Linked DNA regions of Homo sapiens: region 2 is linked to region 1. Evidence: read pairs that join two places in POLR2A ChIA-PET (ENCODE). Cell type or tissue: MCF 10A. All regions are shown on one strand. Links, peaks and the distances in the headings refer to the core of each region. The heading gives the core; the rest is flanking DNA.

What was found. Peaks named below come from ENCODE experiments on the same cell type or tissue, not always from the same donor. Only the 100,000 strongest peaks of a DNase experiment are listed, where the experiment ranks them.
Region 2: POLR2A ChIA-PET joins it to region 1 with 5 read pairs; 3 of 35 experiments call an interaction of 5 or more read pairs at or near these places.

Annotation. Positions count from the first base shown.
Region 1 is chr3:43,176,116-43,185,771 of GRCh38, reverse strand. No RefSeq gene overlaps it. Among named protein-coding and RNA genes, the nearest start is that of POMGNT2, 75 kb to the right of the region's middle. RefSeq lists enhancers at 3,913-3,962, 5,595-5,654, 6,361-6,655, 6,421-6,715. In MCF 10A, for the core only: no CTCF peak of the experiment used is centred there; DNase peaks (open chromatin) are centred at 4,451, 5,541 and 6,551.
Region 2 is chr3:43,255,612-43,265,267 of GRCh38, reverse strand. It overlaps LOC105377052 (a long non-coding RNA gene), which reads left to right and starts at 2,693. Exons shown (of 3, transcript XR_940778.1): 1 at 2,693-2,782; 2 at 3,932-4,073; 3 at 4,719-4,911. In MCF 10A, for the core only: no CTCF peak of the experiment used is centred there; a DNase peak (open chromatin) is centred at 5,437.

The DNA of each region.
Region 1 (9,656 bases), core at 3,230-7,229:
TATAAATCTGAAGCTCTCTAGCCCACAAACCTGTTTATCCTTTTTGTTTGTTTGTTTAAGACTTAGAATACAACTTTGTTAATGTGAAGTTTCTTAGGGCATTTTTATTACCCCTAACAAAGGACAAGCAAGAAAAATATCAGGACTAACAATGTCCTCTTAACATGGCCAAAGGTGATCGAGTGGGGAAATACTGGGGGGCCTGGCAGGGGTCACCAAGCCCTGTGCCACATGAGTGAGGTCACCTGCTCCCCAATTTGCTTGGACTATGACTGTGAGTGCCAAACGTGAGTCTTGGCCAGCTCCTGGGGTGTGACCAGACTTGTCAGCTATGACACCTGCCAGCCTGTCCTGACCTTCCTCAGGGATGACACTGGCTGGGTGAAGGGTGACCCAAGGAAGCTCGTCCATTGTTGGTACCTGACCCATGAGATGTGAAGGTCATTGGAGCTGAGCCAATCACATCAGCTCCCACTAGGATGTGGCCCAGGCACCCAGGAGAGAGAGGATTGGTCCACTGGGAGCAGCGGAACCTGCAAGGCCCCAAAATTGAGAGGGGCTGTGGCTCCCTGGGAAATTAGGATCATAAACTTTTGACAGTGCCTGACTGTAGGTCTGGTTCTCTGACTTTCCCTATTTCACAGAGAGGACTCATCATGCCTGGGTTGCACAGTGTCCCCTCCTAGAGCATTCTGGGTTGAAGGCCTTTGCTCCCCGCTTCCCTGTTCCATCCCTGGTCCTGGCTGAGGCAGGTGAGAGGAGTCCAGAATTGGGCAAGTTGGGTGGCTGAGTTCCATCTCCTTGGTGCTCTGCGTGAGTGTCCAAAGGACCTTTCCGGGCCATAAAGGGATCACTTGCCGCTCATCATTGCCAATGAACAGTTCTTCCTCCCTAAGTCCCACATCTCTGCTAAGGAGCCTGAGTATCTGGGGCCTTTCATCAGCCAAAAATAAGCTACCATGTATGAGGTATGGCTGTGCTGCCCTTCAACTTTTAGCAAGATGGTAGGGGATTGTGTGAAGAGCCCACGGCTGGCCCTTTCATGATTTATGTTGCCTCTCTGAGCCTCATCTTGAGGAGCACTTTGAGAAGGCCTGACCCATGCCCAACAAAAAGCTGATCTGCCAAAAGTACAGCTAGTGGGAATGACTGGTGACCTTGCCAATCCTGCAGGCCCCTCTGTGACTTCACTCTTAAGCTAGGCCACCGTAGAAACCATTCCTGGTCTCCATCTGGGTCTAAGTGGTGGTGGTGAGGTCCTGCCAGTGCCTGGCCCTCCCTAGAAGGAGCTCTTCGGGGGTTCTTAAGCTGTTTGTGGGATAAGCTCAGATAGAAACAAAAAGCAAGCTTACAAAGGACCAAAAGACTCCTATTGTCTTTGGTCCTCACTTTCTCTATCTGAAGACAATGAGGGAGTTGGACAAGCCAATCCCAGAGCCTTTCATTGCCCTAATCAAGATCAAATATAGAAATGTGAGCCAGAGGGAAATACAGGAGCCCTATCAAAGCTAGGCATGATAGGGCCTAGCTTGGTGTCACAGAGAGGAGGGCTCAAGCTAGGGGCTAGGAGGAAGACCCCAATCCCTATGGCCTGTTTGAGTGTATTATGTCCCTACCACATCAGCCAGTGTTTACAGGTTCTCTCCTGGGTTCTGATCTAATCTGATCTACTTCTGCACTGGGCTGCTCCGTCTCCCTGACCCCGTCTCCCCATCATCTGGGAAATTTTTCCACAGTTCCTGTTTCTCTCCTGAGCTTCCCTATCTCTGAGTCCTTAAGGGAAGGACAAAGTAGGACCCTCAGGTTGGGATTTCTGACTGCAAGCAACAGAAATTAATCAGATCTCAGCTGACTCGAGCAAAAGAGAAATGCATGAAAGGACACACAAGTAGCCCCAGAGAAAGGCATGTGTCAGGGTCAATTGATTTTTATCCTTGTGTGGCTCCACCAAGATTGAAATTCCTGGGAAGAAAGGATCTGCTTGGCCTTATGGGTTGGAGTGGGACTGGGTTAACATTTCTACCTATGTTGAAAGCATTTTCTAATGTCAGATGAACTGCTGTTATAGAAAACAAGGAGAACATCTGTTGAACAGACAAAAACAACTGATGCTTATCATTGGCTCATGCTCGTTAGAACATTCTGGAAACACTTTAGGATAGAGGGAGAAAGGTCTTGCTGTTTCTGCTCTTTGAAACTGCAAATAAAGAAAGTTCTGCTTTTGGAATCTGACTTAGCCTTAAGATGGATATGTTTAACTTGTCAGCATGTTGACAATGATAATGCCTTTGTTAATGAATGCCTTTGTTAACGAATGTTCCACATTCATTGACTTATTTTTTTCACAACCCCCTGTAAAAAAGGGAAGCAAGGCATTATTATTCCCATTTGACAAGTAAGGAAAACCAGGGCCTAGACATGAGTGGCAAGAACATAAAGGACATGCCTATGGCTACTCCTCTCCCCTCATTCTCAAACCCTCAATGAGACCAGAGGCCCAGCCCAGTGACCTTCTGGCTCCTTCATCTTCTGGCTCCTTGATCTCCATAATGAAGATGATGATGTCAAAGGACCTCCCTGGCCAGTATCTTTAAAAGGGAAATGACGATCAGGCGGGGTGACTTATGCCTATAATCCCAGCACTTTGGGAGGATGAGGAAGGTGGATCACCTGAGGTCAGGAGTTTGAGACCAGCCTGGCCAATATATGAAACCCTGTCTCTACTAAAAATACAAAAATTAGCCAGGCGTGGTGGCACACGCCTGTAATCCCAGCTACTCCAGAGGCTGAGGCAGTAGAATTGCTTGAACCCAGGAGGCAGAGCTTGCAGTGAGCCGAGATCACACCACTGCCCTCCAGCCTGGGTGACAGAGTGAGACTCTGTCTCAAAAAAAAAAAAAGGGTAACCTTGGACTCTGAGAAATTCTTCCATGTTTTTCCTAATATGCATCTCATGAGCTGCCGCATTTCCTTCTCTCGCACAATTTCAGGGATTGCAAGCAGGTTTTGCACTCCAGTTGCCAGTGACTGAAGTAATATGCTGGGAATCTTAGGTCAAGTGTGTGTGCCTGTCTGTGGCTGTTAATGTTCCAGTGAGCCCCCGGAGCCAGCCCAGTGCCTTCCCAGGACAGGAGATGACCTTCTCTCCGGGGATGACCATGAAGCTCCTGGAGCATTGGGTGCAGGAACAGGGCAGGTATCAAGTACAGAGGCCCAGATTGTCGCTTTGCAAGCAGGCTGTGTTAGGCTCTAGCTGTCTCTCACTCATTCCCACAGTCTATATATTCCCTTTGTTTCCCCAATTTTCTTCTTTCTCCTTGCCTTTCTCCTCTTCCTTAACTTATCTGTCTCTCTGTCTCCTGTGCTTTCATGTCCTCTTTCCTCCTAGAAGCCCAGCCCCCTTGGTTTCCTCTTGTCCCTCTCAGGGACAAGAGTCTAAAAAGACAATATGTCCAGGCACAGTGGCTCAAGCCTGTAATCCTAGCAGTGTGGGAGGCAGAGGCAGGTGGATCGCCTGAGGTAAGGAGTTCGAGACCAGCCTGACCAATATGGTGAAACCCCATCTCTACTAAAAATACAAAAGTTAGCTGGGTGTGGTGATGTGCGCCTGTAGTCCCAGCCACTTGGGAGGCTGAGACAGGAGAATTGCTTGAACCTGGAAGGCAGAGGTTGCAGTGAGCAGAGATTGTGACACTGCACTCCAGGCTGGGTGACAAGGCGAGACTCCTTCTCAAAAAAAAAAAAAAAAATTAAAATTAAAAAATAAATAAATGAAAATAAAAAGAATATAACCCATAGGTTATTGTCCCTGGGTTTGTCCCTGATAGAAGCCCAGCCTTGGCCAGTGCCCTATCACATATTATCTATTATACGAGCAGCGCCATTGCTATCGCGAAGGGATCTGTCATAGAAAATGCAGAGACTTTGAACCCCAGACTCAAGGTTGAATCTTCCTCCGCCGTGTGGCTTGGAGCAACTTGTTTCACTTTAATGCGCTTCAGTGACCTCTCTATAAAATGCATAATCATCATCATTAGTTCCCGTAGAGAGTGCATGAGATGACAGGTGCAAGGACCAGCCCAGGGAGGTGCCTCGGTCACAGGGAGTGACTTTCCTAGGAGTCTCCTCACACGTGTCACTCTGCCTGGGGCCAGCTTTCCTGGGGGACAGGTGAAAAGCCAGGCCAAAAACACAGGAATGTTTCTGCTGGAATGTGTCCCTTCCTGCCCTCAAGATCCCATCTCCTCTTCTAGCTTTGTTCTCACTTTTCAGTTCCCTTAACGTGACATCTCTGGTCACTCCACACTGGGCCACCAACGGGAACTGTGAATGATAGAAAAGACCCATCCCGGGGAGTCATGAGTGAGCATGGTCCAGCTTCCCAGATCCTGCCCCCAAGGCTGCGGTTTAATCACCAAACCATCTGAGCAGGTGTTACACGTAATTCGGGCCAGGTGTGGTTTAGGGAGGAGGTGTGGAATGACTCAGATAATAGATTTTGAAGTCAGGGTTATGTGAGTACAAACCCTGACACGTGTCTCCAAACCCTGTGACCTTAGGCAAAGTTACTGATCCCCTCCGAGACTTGGTGCCCTAACTGTAAACTTTGGTGATGACCCCTTTCTTAAGGGATTATAGGAAGCATTAGAGGTCATCTGTGGAAACCCTCTGACACACAGAAGGTGTGCAATCAATCCTCCCTCCCCCATGTTCTCCACAGCCAGAACAAGGAAGAATCGCACATGCTTGCATGGTGCTCAGTGTGCCCCGAACTGTTCAAGCGCCTTGCCTGTATTGTCTCATTTTATCCCATCACAACCCCATAAGGTCACTTATGTTATTATCACACTCATCTTACAGATAAGAAAACAGAGGGATGGAGAAGTTAAGTAACTTATTCAAGGTCACCTAGCATGCCAGAGCTGGGAGTGACAGTGGCTGTAATTGGTGGGCATTTGAGCTCGACTTGCATGGGAAGCTTTGGTGGAGGGTTGGGGGATCCTACGCCCTAAAGGGCACACAGGGCTATAGAACTCCCACGACCCCCTTGCAGATGCTGCCCATGGGGTATGCAGAAGAGTCACATGAGCCCAACTATCTAAGGACTTTGTCTGCAGGGGCTGCTGGATTTGTGGCCACCAACTTCTGCTGGACCTGTCTTTTGCTGCATTTGCTCGGCCACAGTTTCTCAGGACGGTCCCCTTTTCTCTGGAGCTCTTTCCAGCAAGTTTATTAAAAAGAGGGACCAGGTGAGCAGAAACAGATTGGATGTCAGAGACCAGGAGACTTCTGGCCACAGAGCCTGAACCATTTACTCTGTTACCTGAGATTATTTTTTCAAATGTCAAAGGCCTAATTTAGGATGACCCAGATGTTCACCAGTGCTCCAATTAATAAAGAAAAATGTATTTAAAAAGCCAACTGCAGAAGCAAACACATTTTGCTTTCGCAATTCTGTTGGGCTGCACCCTGGCCTTGACCTTAAAATAGCTCAGTTTACGTGCTGACAGCATATACATACACAGTCAGGATTTCCTGTGTCTCCACCTCACCATTTCCTCTCTGCCTCGGAGCTGGTCCCCTTCATTCCTCTTCCTCTCCCTCCCCACAACTTGTTTAGGTCCGTGAATAAATGTATAGGAATGTTCTGAGAAGCAGGAACATTTAGACTCCAGCCAGACAGGAGTTCAAATTCCACCTCAACCATTTCCCAGCTATGCAAGCATGAGCAGTTCACCTCTCTGAGTGTCAGATTTTCACTGGAAATTGTGAGAATACATGAAAATGATTTATCCCAGAGCCTAGCACAAGGTAAAAGAGCAATAATTGGAAGAGACAGGGAAAAGCCTTTCACCAAAAGCTAAGTGTGAGTTGGAGGCAGGGTGCGGCCTAGGGGGCCCCTGGCTGGCTTTTGGAGGACCTGCATGCCATTTGTCTCCCTCCACGGCTTCTGCCCCAGACATGGATTCATCCTGCTCTCATTTCTGCCTCTGAGATGGGTGGGCCCCATCTCTCCACAGAGCCATCTGCGACTCCCTCCTACCGAAGTAAAATGGACTTTTCCTACGTGTCTGCCCAGGACTCAGCCAGACTGATGAACTGAGCTTGGGGAACATTTGAACAGATTGAGGTGATGTTTTTACCAAGGCCCAGGAGCGATGCTTCAGGCAGCTCCAGCTGTCCGCTCGGCCTGTATTTCCCAAATATTTTGGACCAGGAGTGCCAAAAGCAAGCCCCTGGTCCAAGACACTTGGGAAATATTGGCCATGAACTATTCTGGCCATTTAGGAAATACTGGCTGTAAACTATGCTTAACACCAAAGGAGGACCAATGGTAGCCACTTGGGCAACAGTAGACAGAACCATAGAGGAAGATCTTTGCCTTGAACTTGAAGTCACACTGCTCAGGTAACTGTTCTGCCAATCTGTGCATCTGTGACCTCTACCTTCCCATTGCAATCAGGAGCCAAGGTCCAAAGATCACGGTTAGACCCCACTCTGCTTGTGACTCATGCATGACACAGGGCAGGCCATTACCCTACCGTTCTGGATGAAGGCAATAATCGTGTTTGACCTCTCCCTGCCTCGTAATGCTGACTCGGAGGATTAATGAGGAAATGAGAGCTAAGCTTTGTGAATGCCAGCCTTGTTCTCACGCTGGCTCCTCTGATTATTCCACAAAGCCAATGAGAAATAGCAAAGGTCAAAATTCTCTGTGAGGTTGAATATTCATGTTGCAGGAGGCGCCTCTCCAGGTATGGTTCTGCGCTCATGATCTGTGTGTCTCTGGTGCCAGGCCCCAGGGGGCACACTTACAAAAGGTGTACGGGGTGACGGTGGTGGTGGCATGGGTGTGGCATCTCCAGGTGCAGGCCACATGCCTGGGGTGTTTCACATGGCAAGTCAGCCACAGAAATGGGTCTTGCTGGGCCTTTTGGAAGCTTCCAGTGGTGCACCTCACAGACTGAACAGCCCCTCTCAAGATGAGGGTTACCATAAGCAATGCCATCATCTGTCTCACTGAGATGCTGCTACTCAACATTGGCTCCTCTTGTTTTCCACAGTCAACCTTCATATGTAATTTAATTTTGCTCTCTCTTCTGGTCAGTTGACAAACCCCGCAACACCATCTCTAGGATGCCATGGCTGAGGCCAGAGCTCTAGGAGGGCAGGAGCAGGGAAGCAGATGGGACAGTCGGCTGTGGCCCTGCTTCATGCAGCCAGCTTGGAGGAGCTGCTTCCCTCGGTGCTGTGGATTTTTTGAGTTAAAATTGAGAGCTTCCGGCCGGGCGTGGTGGTTACAGCTGTAATCCCAGCACTTTGGGAGGCCGAGGTGGGTGGATCACGAGGTTAGGATTTCAAGACTAGCCTGTCCAAGATGGTGAAACCCCGTCTCTACTAAAAATACAAAAAATTAGCCAGGTGCGGTGGCAGGCACCTGTAATCCCAGCTACTCGGGAGGCTAAGGCAGGAGAATCACTTGAACTTGGAGGGCAGAGGCTGCAGTGAGCTAAGATCGCACCACTGCACTCCAGCCTGGGCGACAGAGTGAAAAAAAAAGAGAGAGAGCGAGAAAGAAGAAAGAAAGAAAGAAAGAAAGAAAGAAAGAAAGAAAGAAAGAAAGAAAGAAAGAAAGAAAGAAAGAAAGAAAAAGAAAATTGGGAGCTTCCTTGGTAAAAGGTCTGGACAGCATCAAACTGGTTACCTCCAAATCATCAGACTTAGGGGTAGAACAGATTATTTCCAATTTAAGTTCGTTTGATAAGTAGTCACTCACATGGTTCAAAAATCAAAATAATATAAATTAGATATGATGGGAAATCTTGCCCACCTCTACCCTGGTTCACCCAGTCCCTCTGCCATACCCCTATGGGAAGCTACTTTTATTAGCTTCTTATGCATTCTTCTAGTATTTCTTTATGCAGATTCAAATATGTATTTTCATGCTGCCACCACCGTTAAGCACACAAAAGTTAGCATATGGTATTCCCTGTGTATCTGTCAGAATCTGAATAGGAAGCAAACGGCATGCTCCAGCCGGATAACTGAGGAAGGTTTAACTGTTCACAAGGGTGTGTGGACTAGGTGTGCAGGAGGCAATGAGGAACAGGGCTGGCAAATGCAGGGGAGTCAGAGGGGGGGGGGTGCCAAGGAGTAAATACCCCCACCTCGCTCCCTTTCCACTCTCTGGGCCTTCCGCAGGGCCCCCATTGGCCAATCCCTACCAGAAGTCATAAGGCAAGGAGGCCTGGCAAGGAGGCCTGTGGATGCAGTCTTTACAAGTCAGCCTCCGGACACAGAGCATTATGGAGGCAGGTATGGACAGCTCAGGGGTCCCGTGGAGAATGCATAGCACACCCTCCAGGGACACTGCCTTTGATTACCTGACAGTGTATCCTGGAGATCTTTCCATATTACTCATGAGTTAGATTTTAACATTGCTCCTGTTCCACTTGATCACCTTCTGCCCAGCATTGCCAGTGCACTTCTCCCAGGACAGCTGCTGCGCACCACTGCAGAGGGTATTACACCATCCGGCCATCACATGGCCTAGGTCCCAGTGTCCACCAGCCTGCTGGAGTAATCCTTTCCTTCAAAAGCCAAACATAGATCTCCGGCCCCCTTGTACATCCCTGTCAGCAGGCCAGTGCTCTTCTGGGTACTTCCAAGAAATGTTAGGGTGTCACAGTCTCCTCGCAGTCGCCTGACCGCCTCCCTGCTCCTCCTTGCCTCTGGCTCTTGGGCCATTCCTTTGCACACCACAGGCTCACAGGCTTTGCCTGAGCATGGACAGAGCTCTCCCCACCCCATGCAGTGCCTCCAACCCATAGCACATGTGAAACACTCTGCCCTTGGGGCATATGGACAGCAGAGGGTATTAAGGCACAGAGAAGGAACACAGTTAACATCTATCAACAGTCCTCACTGCTGGCAAAATTCATTGTTGGCCCTGCCCCAGGGAGTTCTTTCTTGGCCATCTGTTTCCCTGGGCTCCTGCTACTGCCATTGCTGGGCCCTCCCCTCCCATCCTTCCTCCATTTCCTTTCTCCGTGGAGACCCAGCCCCACGCCACACTGCCTGTCCTCCTGCAGTTCGGCTGCTGCCTCTTTCTTCTACTGTCTTATACGAAGCAACTGAGCTCCCACTTGCCTCGCAGTCTCCCACAACTATGAGTCCAATAACTTGTTCTGTTTCTTCTTTTTAAAAATGTTATGTGTTTATATTTTAGAGATGGGGTCTCATTATGTTGCCCAGGCTGGTCTCAAACTCCTGGCCTCAAGCATTCTTCCTGCCTCCACCTCCTGAGTAGCTGAGATTAGAGGGGTACACCACCACACCCAGCAATTAACTTGCTCTCTCAAACCAAAGGGCTGTTTTCTCTCTAGCTGATTCCTGCTAAACCCCTATCCACATTATCCACTGGAAACATAACATGGGCCATAGAAGTAATGCTAGATATTCCACTAGCTATGTTTAAAACATTAAAAGGAAGAGGTGAGATTAATTTTAATATATTCTACTTAACCCAATACATACAAAATGTTATCTTTTCAATGTTTATGCAAAAGAAAATTATAATGAGATATTTTCATTCTGGCAGATCATGAGCTATTTTAAATTTGGTGCGTAGTTTGCACTTAACAGCACATCCCCCT
Region 2 (9,656 bases), core at 3,032-7,031, 80 kb before region 1:
AGTTGTGCCAAGGGATGTTAAAGGAACTGGCCTGATGGAAGAAGCAGCAGAGAGCCTGGTGGGCACCTTGATGCCAGGCCAAGGACCTGGCACTTGGCCCATCAGCAACTGCTGGTGGTTTTAGGTGGGAGCCCAGTGTTCTAGTAGCATGGGGAATCGGGAGGAGCAAGGTCATGGTCTCAGGCACAGGTGTCCAAGGAGCAGCCAATGATCCTGGGTTGGGCCTGGATCCAAGGTCAGGGTTCCCTGGCAAGCCAGGCCTCCACCACCCCAAACAGAGAATGTGTCACTCTGGTCCCTCTCCTGGGACACAGGTGTAGTCATAAATTGCAGGGATGCTCCAGAGCTGCTTATATTCTGCAGTGGACAAAGGGCTGCTTTCCTCATTTATGGGACAGGGCTAGTTTCTTCGGACAGGCAAGGCAAGTGTCAGTTTTCTTTGTGGGAAATGGTATTTTGTTTCCCAAATTGGTAAAAGAAGAAAGCTTTCATTTAACAGGATTTGGACTAGCTCACACAACCATTGAGACATCTTCAAGAGAAAGTTATTCAGGTCAAGATAAGAATATGGGATGGGGGAGGGCTAGGTAGGGACAGACAGCATTGCAAAACCTCAGGATTTCTGGTTCCTGTTTGATGCTCAAGAAGGCTGTTTGACTCTGAATAATTAACTTAATTCTCTGCTTCACTTTGCAAGAGGAGATGGAGCCATCCATTTTTTTCTCCCAAAACTCGTATCTAGAATGACATCAGAACAACAGGCTCCCATTAGTGCCCATTTTGCATGTCCAGCTCTAGAGGTCTCTCAGGCAGTTTCTTCTACTCCCAGTAGGCAGCTGTGGCTCAGAGTGGTGTCACATGGGTGTTATCTGGGACAATGGCAAGGAAGGGATGACCCTCCCAGACCCCTATCTGACCATGCTCCCTCTACTCATGGCGAGGGCAGGAGGTCTTGAAGGGGCCGAGAGGGCTGAGCGCTCCATTTTCAGAACCTCTGCATACTTGTTCTGTATGAACGGCTGCACATTTCGAGCACTTATCATTTGTATATCACTGTACAGTCTGTTTTAATTGCATCTGAAGGAAATACAAGCAGGCACCAGCGTTAGAATGGCAGCCAGCAACGAGTGCAGCTTAGAATTATGTTTGCATGTGAACAGTTACATGCAAAATTGAGAATCCAGTTCTGTTGTGGTAGTAATATTATGGGTTATTATATCTTTTACAATTTGTTCTTAATGGTGCCATTGTCTTTTCAATTAAAAACACAACTTATCACACACACTTGAACATTTTCTAAACCAAGCTATTTAATTATTTTAATAAAAATACTTTCCTAATTTGAAAAGCAATATATGTTATTGTAAAAAGTAGAGAAAATATAATAAAGGCAGTAAAAATCACCCATCATTTCTTCACCCAGAAATTTATATCTTGCAGTGCTTTAAAGAAGAGATGAAGTGAACTCTTCCTTTTTTTCTTTTTTCTTTTTTTTTTTTTTTTTAGATACAGTCTTACTCTGTTGCCCAGGCTAGAGTACAGTGGTGCGATCTTGCCTCACTGCAAACTCCGCCTCCTGGGTTCAAGCGATTCTCCTGCCTCAGCCTCCCGAGTAGCTGGGATTACGGGCGCCTGCCACAGCACCTGGCTAATTTTTGTATTTTTAGTAGAGATGGGGTTTCACCATCTTGGCCAGGCTGGTCTCGAGCTCCTGACCTCATGATCCACCTGCCTTGGCCTCCCAAAGTGCTGGGATTACAGGTGTGAGCCACTGTGCCCAGCCTTTTTTCTTAAATTAACTTTTTATTTTGGAATAATTTTAGATTTACACAAAAGTTGCAAACATGATGCAGAGTTCCCATATACCCTTCACCTATTTCCCCCAAATGTCAATATCATACATAGCTATGGAACATTTGTCAAAACTCAGAAATTAACATTGGTACAATACTGTTAGTGAAACTACAAAGTCTCTTCAGATTTTGCCAATTTTTCTACTATGTCCTTTGTGTTGTCTAGGATCCTCTTCAGGGTATACATTGGGTGGACATAGTGCTCAGTTTTTATAAGTCTTCATTCTCCCCAGGTGTAATGTGCAAAATACTAATAAGGAAATATTGTCTTTATATTATCTGATGTTTGAGCTTCAGAATAAAACACTGGATACCTACCACCCTTGTATCAGTAGTTTGGGAAAGTGGGGAGTTTATTTTGAGTTGTCTTTGTCCAGGACCCTACAGAGGACCTGGTGTGAAGTTGAGGAGGATGGCTAAGACACAGCAGTGGTACCCTGCTTGGCAGGGGTGCAGGGTCCCAGGGCTTCGAGTGCTTGGCCTATAGAGGCCACTTGTTATTTCCTCTTTTAAGAGTAAGGAGCATAAGTGGGGACAAGTAACACACAGTAACATACTGTGGGCACACAGAGGGCCAAGAGGGAATGCAGCAATCTTCCCTTCTTTTCTCTCTCTCTCACCTTCCTTCCTTCTCTGAAATCTTCCCTTCTTTTCTCTCTCTCTCCTTCCTTCCTTCCTTCCTTCCTTCTTCTTTCCTTCCTTCCTCCCTCCCTCCCTCCCTCCCTTCCCTCCTTCCTTTCCTCTGTACCATTTCTCCTTTGTTCATCACTCAACAAATGTTTGAGTGTTAGGCACTGTGCTATGAGGTGCTGAGGATGTATCTGTTAACAGGACAGGCACCATCCCTGCCTTTGTGGAGCCTGCCATCTAGCAAGGAGGAGAGGCTTTCTTCAAATGACCCCACGAATAACTATACAACTACAGCTATGGTAAGTGCTATAAAGTGAGCTACCAGGAGACTTAATCTGGTCCAGCTGATCTAATCTGGGTGTCAAGGAAGGTTTCTGTGGGGAAATGACATTTAAGCTGAGTGTGACTAATGGGTAGGAGCTGCTAAGACAAGGCAAAAAGAGCAACCCAGGAAGACGACACAATTTGGGCAAAGGCTGGAGGTGGGAAAGAGTGCTGGCATGCATGGTCCCTCGTACAAAGAGGCTTTTCACAAACTTTGTTGAACAGATGAACGAAGCTCTCAGTTTACAATGTATTTGAAGGTATGTTTATTTAAGACACTAGAAATCCAACCAAAAATACTTGCCAATAGGACCCCAGATCCCCACCATGACCCCCGGTCTCCCAATTCCTATCAAAACAATCTTTCAGCATTATTTGGAACCTCCAAGGTAACCTACCTTCTTTCCCTCAGCCCAAACTATGGCCCAGCATGTAGTCACCCAGCTAACCCAGCCACCCTGGCTGGAGTGGATGGTGCTCTGCCCTGCTGGCATGGGCCAGGCCCCTGGCATCGTCAGTTTCACCTCCCTCCAGTTTCAGGTGTGTCCTCCCTAGCATGCTGGGGGTCTTTTGCTCTAGCTTCGACTGCAGCTGTGTGCATTGTAGTAGTTCACCCCATCATCCATCAAATCTCCTTACAGGATGACATACCCTCCTCTCTTGCAGGACCCCGTTGACCTGGAATCTTTATCTGCATAACTGCTGATGAAGGTCACTTGGTAGCCAACTACCAGGAGGTAGCTGACTATCTCAGGGAATCTTTGGAAGCCCATCAGGGCATGCTTGACAAGAGACTGGAGACCCAATCTTAGAGCTGCTGGCAAACTGGGCAACAGAAATGCTAAGGCCCAGAAATGCTATATTTGCCCTGGCATTACTGCATCTCTCATGGTTCCATCAGTCCCTGGAAGAATTGACTAGGGCAGTGAGAGGAGGATCTTCTTTTTGACTTCCCCTAAATCTCAAGGCCACACATAAAGAGATGTCCCAGGGTGTCCCAGAGGTAGAATAAGGCAGGAAGTTGGATGCAAGACAACCCATACTGTGACATATGTCTGCTATGATAATTTTATTTCTTCAGCCATCATCCAATGACTGCTTTATATGATTAAAATCAATCCTAGGCAGTGGAAACCCAAAGGGGAATAGACACAGGACTGTCTCTTCAGGAGCCTGCCTTTACCCTTGGAGGGAGCAGATGGGAGACACATCGGTGCTATAAGTGCTGGAAGGGCCTCTAAGCATGTCTGTGCTGGATGCGCAAAGGTGCGATTAATTCTGATTTGGGGAGATGGGCAGGGGTGGTTGGTAAACCTTGATAGTAGAGGTAACACTGGAGTTACTTATTACTTAATGAAAGTGGGTTGTTGAAACAGGCAGCTTGTGAGTTTAGGCAAGGTATGAGAACATTCCAGGCAGAGAGAACAGCAGATGCAAATGCATGGAGGTGTGAAGTAGGCACAATGTTTAAGGAGTTGTAAGCCATTTGTTAGGGCTGGAATTCCCAACTTGAATGAATTCTGGCAAAAAATTTAGGCTGCTCAGATAGGGAGAACTGGGTTGTGCCTGAGACTTCGGATTTTATTCTCTAGACCTGTGCAGTTCAATATGGTAGCCATATGTGACAATTTAAATTGGCTAAAATGAAATACAATTAAAAATCCCATTCTTCAGACAAGCACCCACATTTCAAGTGCTCAGTAGCCACTTGTGAGTAAGGGTTCTATATCTGCTCTGTCCAGTAGCCATACAGCCACCCAGCTGTCCAATATGGCTATTGGGCAGAGCAGATATAGGACATTTCTACCATCATAGGAAGTCCTATGGAACAGTGCTGGTCTAGACCACAGGAGGGGGACTGTGAGAGAATTTTATGCAAGGAAATGACATATCCATATTTGTATTTCACAGAGTTCTCCTTGTGGCCACTTGAGGATGGATCAGAAGGGGCATAACAGAAGGCTAGCGATCAGTTAGAAGATGATTGAAACTGCCAAGCAAAGAGTCTGTGGTCACAACAGAGGAATTGTCCCCCTTTGTTTTGTGGAAAGCTGAGTGGAGAATATTCCGGGTGACCAATGTTTCACCTCAGTCCCGATGTCCTCCCAGCTCAATTTGGGAGATAGGAGTCCCCTCAAAATCATAAACTAGCGAATCTGGGCATCCCACCTAGTAGGAAGAATCTCATTTCATCTCCGGTAGGTCCTGGAGCTTGTTATGTAAACATTGTGTGTTCACCAGACCCAGGATCTCCAGCTCCTAGGAGTCACATGTCCAAGAACCACCTCACTCACACCAGGTAAGGGGAGAAGATTCAAGTTTTGCCACCATGAACGTCAGGTCAGATGTTCAACTGAATCCCTAGTTGCCTATTGTCCTTAAATACCAAAGTAGTCAGCAGTTGGGAGGCTAAGAAGGCAGGAATAGCATATGAACATTGATAAAAATGCCATGGGTTTCTGTTCAGTTTCCCCAGCTGTTTGCAGCTGCAGAAGTGGGGTATGGGAACATTGACACATCCTTGCTCTGAGTATAATTAATGACAATGTGCCCAGTGTGCCACTGACTCAGAGGGAGCACCTGACAGGGATTCTGCTGGAGGCTTCTATGTTCTGAGGGTGTGGATGTGCCCACATGAACCACCCTGGGGCTTTTGAACATCACCCTTCTGTTCCCGGCTGAGTCAGAAGTGGATCCCGGAGTCAGAAGCCCTGATTCAAGGTCTAGACTTGCCAGTCAGCTAAAGACAGGTTTCTTTATAATACTTACTCCACAGACTCAGAGCCCTTACTACAGGCCAGGCCCTGTCCTAACTCCCTAGATATATTCATTTAATTCTCACAACAACTCATAAAGCCAACTCTATTATTAACTGTACTTTATAGAGAGGACACTAAAGCATGGAGGTCAAGCCACTTCTCCATGCTTACGCAGCTGCCAGTATTCAAACCCAGCCCCCTGGCTCCAACACCTGCACACTATGTGCCACTGAGAAATGCATAGTGCAGGCCAAAGCCCTGTGACACCCTCTATCGCCACTTCAGCAAGGGAAGCATCTATTGTCAGTGCTGTGATCACTATGATGATGGAGATCCTGTGAGGAGAACATGAGCTTCTTTGGGAAGGGGCTGGTAGAATTACCCTAAACACACACCAAGTTCCACACCTTTTATTATGACCCCAAACGGGGAGGTTGTGGGTAAAAGAAAGAGAGATCAGATTGTTACTGTGTCTGTGTAGAAAGAAGTAGACATAGGAGACTCCATTTTGTTCTGTACTAAGAAGAAGTCTTCTGCCTTGAGATGCTGTTAATCTATAACCCTACCCCCAATCCTGTGCTTCCTGAAACATGTGCTGTGTCAATTCAGGGTTAAATGGATTAAGGGCTGTGCAAGGTGTACTTTGTTAAACAAATGCTTGAAGGCAGCATGCTTGTTAAGAGTCATCACCACTCCCTAATCTCAAGTACCCAGGGACACAAAACACTGCGGAAGGCCGCAGGGACCACTGCATAGGAAAGCCAGGTATTGTCCAAGGTTTCTCCCCATATGATAGCCTGAGATATGGCCTCGTGGGAAGGGAAAGACCTGACCAAGCCCGACACCCGTAAAGGGTCTGTGCTGAGGAGGATTAGTAAAAGAGGAAGGAACGCCTCGTTGCAGTTGAGACAAGAGGAAGGCATCTGTCTCCTGCTCGTCCCTGGGCAATGGAATGTCTCGGTGTAAAACCCGATTGTATATTCCATCTACTGAGATAGGGGAAAACCACCTTAGGGGTGGAGGTGGGACATGCGGGCAGCAATACCGCTCTTTAAGACATTGAGATGTTTATGTGTATACATATCCAAAGCACAGCACTTAATTCTTTACCTTGTTTATGATGCAGAGATCTTTGTTCATGTGTTTACCTGCTGACCTTCTCTCCACTATTATCCTATGATCCTGCCACATCCCCCTCTCCGAGAAACACCCAATAATGATCAATAAATACTAAGGGAACTCAGAGGTCGGCGGGATCCTCCGTATGCTGAACACCGGTCCCCTGGGTCCCCCTTTTCTTTCTCTATACTTTGTCTCTGTGTCTCTTTCTTTTCCAAGTCTCTCGTTGCACCTGGCGAGAAACACCCACAGGTGTGGAGGGGCAACCCACCCCTTCAGAGGTCTTGCTGTCTCCATCACTGGATTCTGCTGCGATCAGACTCCTTTCCTGGGGCCTCCCATGTCCTTCCTGGCTGCATCACAAGTTTCATTGCACTTCCTTTGGAGGAACACTTCTTTGAGAAGTGGTTGTAGTGCACGGTGTGCTGGTACAGAGATGGCAAATCACACTTGCCAGTTTTCCCAGAGCTGAGCTAGGCACCACCTGCCTGTGCACCCTCCCACGCAGCTCCCACTTCAGTGAGCAGGGCCTGCCCCTGTGTCCTCACTGCCAACTGCAGCAGGCCAACATGCATATGTCTGAGTATGTCCTTAACAAATGAACACACTGCCCACAGGGGCAGTTGCTTCAGAAGACCTACTTCATCTGAAAAACATCACCAGCCAAACTGGCCTTGGTGTCAAGGTAATGATTTGAGAGCTTGGCACTGTAGAGCTTGTTTATTTCTATTGTTTTATTGGATAATCTCAGCAACTTGTACAGGAAGTCACAAGCACTGGAAAAGTCAGGAGTATTTTTCTGGCTTCAGGTCTAGATTGCTCCAGGGCTGAGAGTACCACCAGGACTCATTTTCTCTTGGTCTCTCAGCTCTGCCATTCTTGAACTCCATGTTGTGGCTCTCTCCATGTTGAAGGCTAGATGGCTGCAGAATGACTAACTTCAGGGTTGAGCTCAGTAGGAAAGAGTAAAAATCTCAGGGCGTCCACAGAAATTCCCAAGATTCATTCTTATTGGACTGGCTTAGGGTGTGTGGCCATCCCAGAACCAATCATTGTTGCCCATGGGATAAGCTCCACTCCTGGAGAATGAAGACAGGGCATATCCCCAAACAAAAATCAAAGGTCTTACTAGATGAAGAGGGAGCAGATACTGAGGAGTCAAACCACATGGGGAAACTATTCTCCATGACCCAGAGAGATGAAGTGTTGTCTCCAGGGCCACCCAGCAGGAAAGTGGCAGACATGAGTCTGAAACCCAGTCCTTCCACCTTTAAGATCCATTCTGAACCTGTGACCTGACCTAACCCTGGGTGTCCTAATTGTGGCTAGAATGTCAACAGGAAACCCAGAGGCTTTGCAACTTTGTGTACATGCAGAGACTGTCCTTGGGGACCCCTTTTATGCTATGACAAAGCCTGCCATTGCTTGCTGCTCACTGCCCTTGGTGTCCTGCACCTTCAGCTCTTGTCTCTGCTATAACAGATTACAGCAACAGCCTCTCACTCTCAGCCTGCCTCTAGCTCTGCAATCTTCTACCCACTGCAGGAAGGATTCTTTCCATTTCTCTCCTCCTGGAGCTGCTTAACGCTGAGCACCCTTCATGAGTGGCCTTGCTGACCTCTTCAGGCCCTTCTCCTGCCATACCCAACTCATGCTATGCATCCAGCCCAAGGAGATGCTGATGTCCCCCAATCCCAGGCCTCATTAGCTGAAGTTGCATCATTACCTGAGGTTGCACCATCAACTGAATCACTCCTATAAGAATAAGGAACCATGTAAAATGGGGAAATACAGTCTTTACCATCTCCAAAACTGCTCCAGGCTCTCCAGCATCCAGCCACTGGCAGTGTGCTCTGCCCAAATCATTCCTCGGCTGCCTGCTCCCCTCTGCTGGGTCAGCTCACACTGATCCTTCACATCACACCTTAGATCTCAGCTCCCCCAGAAAGTCTTTTCATTCACATTCTCAGCACCTCAATTTCCTTGTGGGGAATCCACCATGGTATGTGGTCTTTTTAGGACAGTAACTCCAATAGAGCCCCACCAGTCACAAATGTGGGAGGCTGACTCCTCCTTTGATCATCCCCACACAGCCAAGGACAGATGTGTAGCCTATGCTTAGCCACTGCGATGCTTTCTTCTGGAACATACCAGATGGAAGAAATGGCTGCCGGCCTTTCATGCTGTTAACACTGACTACAACTGCCCTCAGACCATTCCTGTGGTTCCTTCTTCTTAGCCCCTCCACCTTGAACTGCCTTCTTTCATGCCTGTTTCCAAGTTGGTTCTACAACTTTCTTGTACTTTTGTGGCTCATTATCCTTTCAATAAGCTCAGTTTTGCTGCTGTTAAACAAAATCTGTTTCTGCTGCCTGCAATCAAATGTCCTTGACTGTTACTCTCTACTTCTCCTCATTGCTCTCCAGTGTCCCCAGCCCCCTCACAGTGCCTGGCACAGAGGGGGCACCAGCAGCTGTTGCATGGATGCCTGTGGGCCATATCCTTCCCCCAGGCTTCTTGCAGCTGGCACTTCTGCCTCACACCTCAATGAGGCCAACTCAGTCACCTGGTCAAGCTCAGCTCCCTACCTCCATGTCCCCTCTCCACCACAGTGAGGACCGGCCCTCCTCCCCAAAGAGCCTTACCCCACACAAAGGCAGGAGCTGCTGTCCTTTTGGGTCAGTTCTGCTAGGGCCAATGCCTTTCAGAGTTTCTGCTTAGCTGTCTATCCTGTTCCTCAAATTCTCCTTCCTCTTCATTTAATCTAAAACCACATTAGGGTTTTAGATTCAACCCTGGGTATCAACACTGGGTAGTTTAAGATAATTGAAATGTCCTGTGGTTTAGTAACAAATAGTTGGGACTCCATTTTTTTTTTCACTCTATCGTGATTTGGGATTTGGTTACTTTCAGTTCCAGCAGAAAATAATATACATATATAGAGATAAAATTCTCCCAGAATATAGATTTT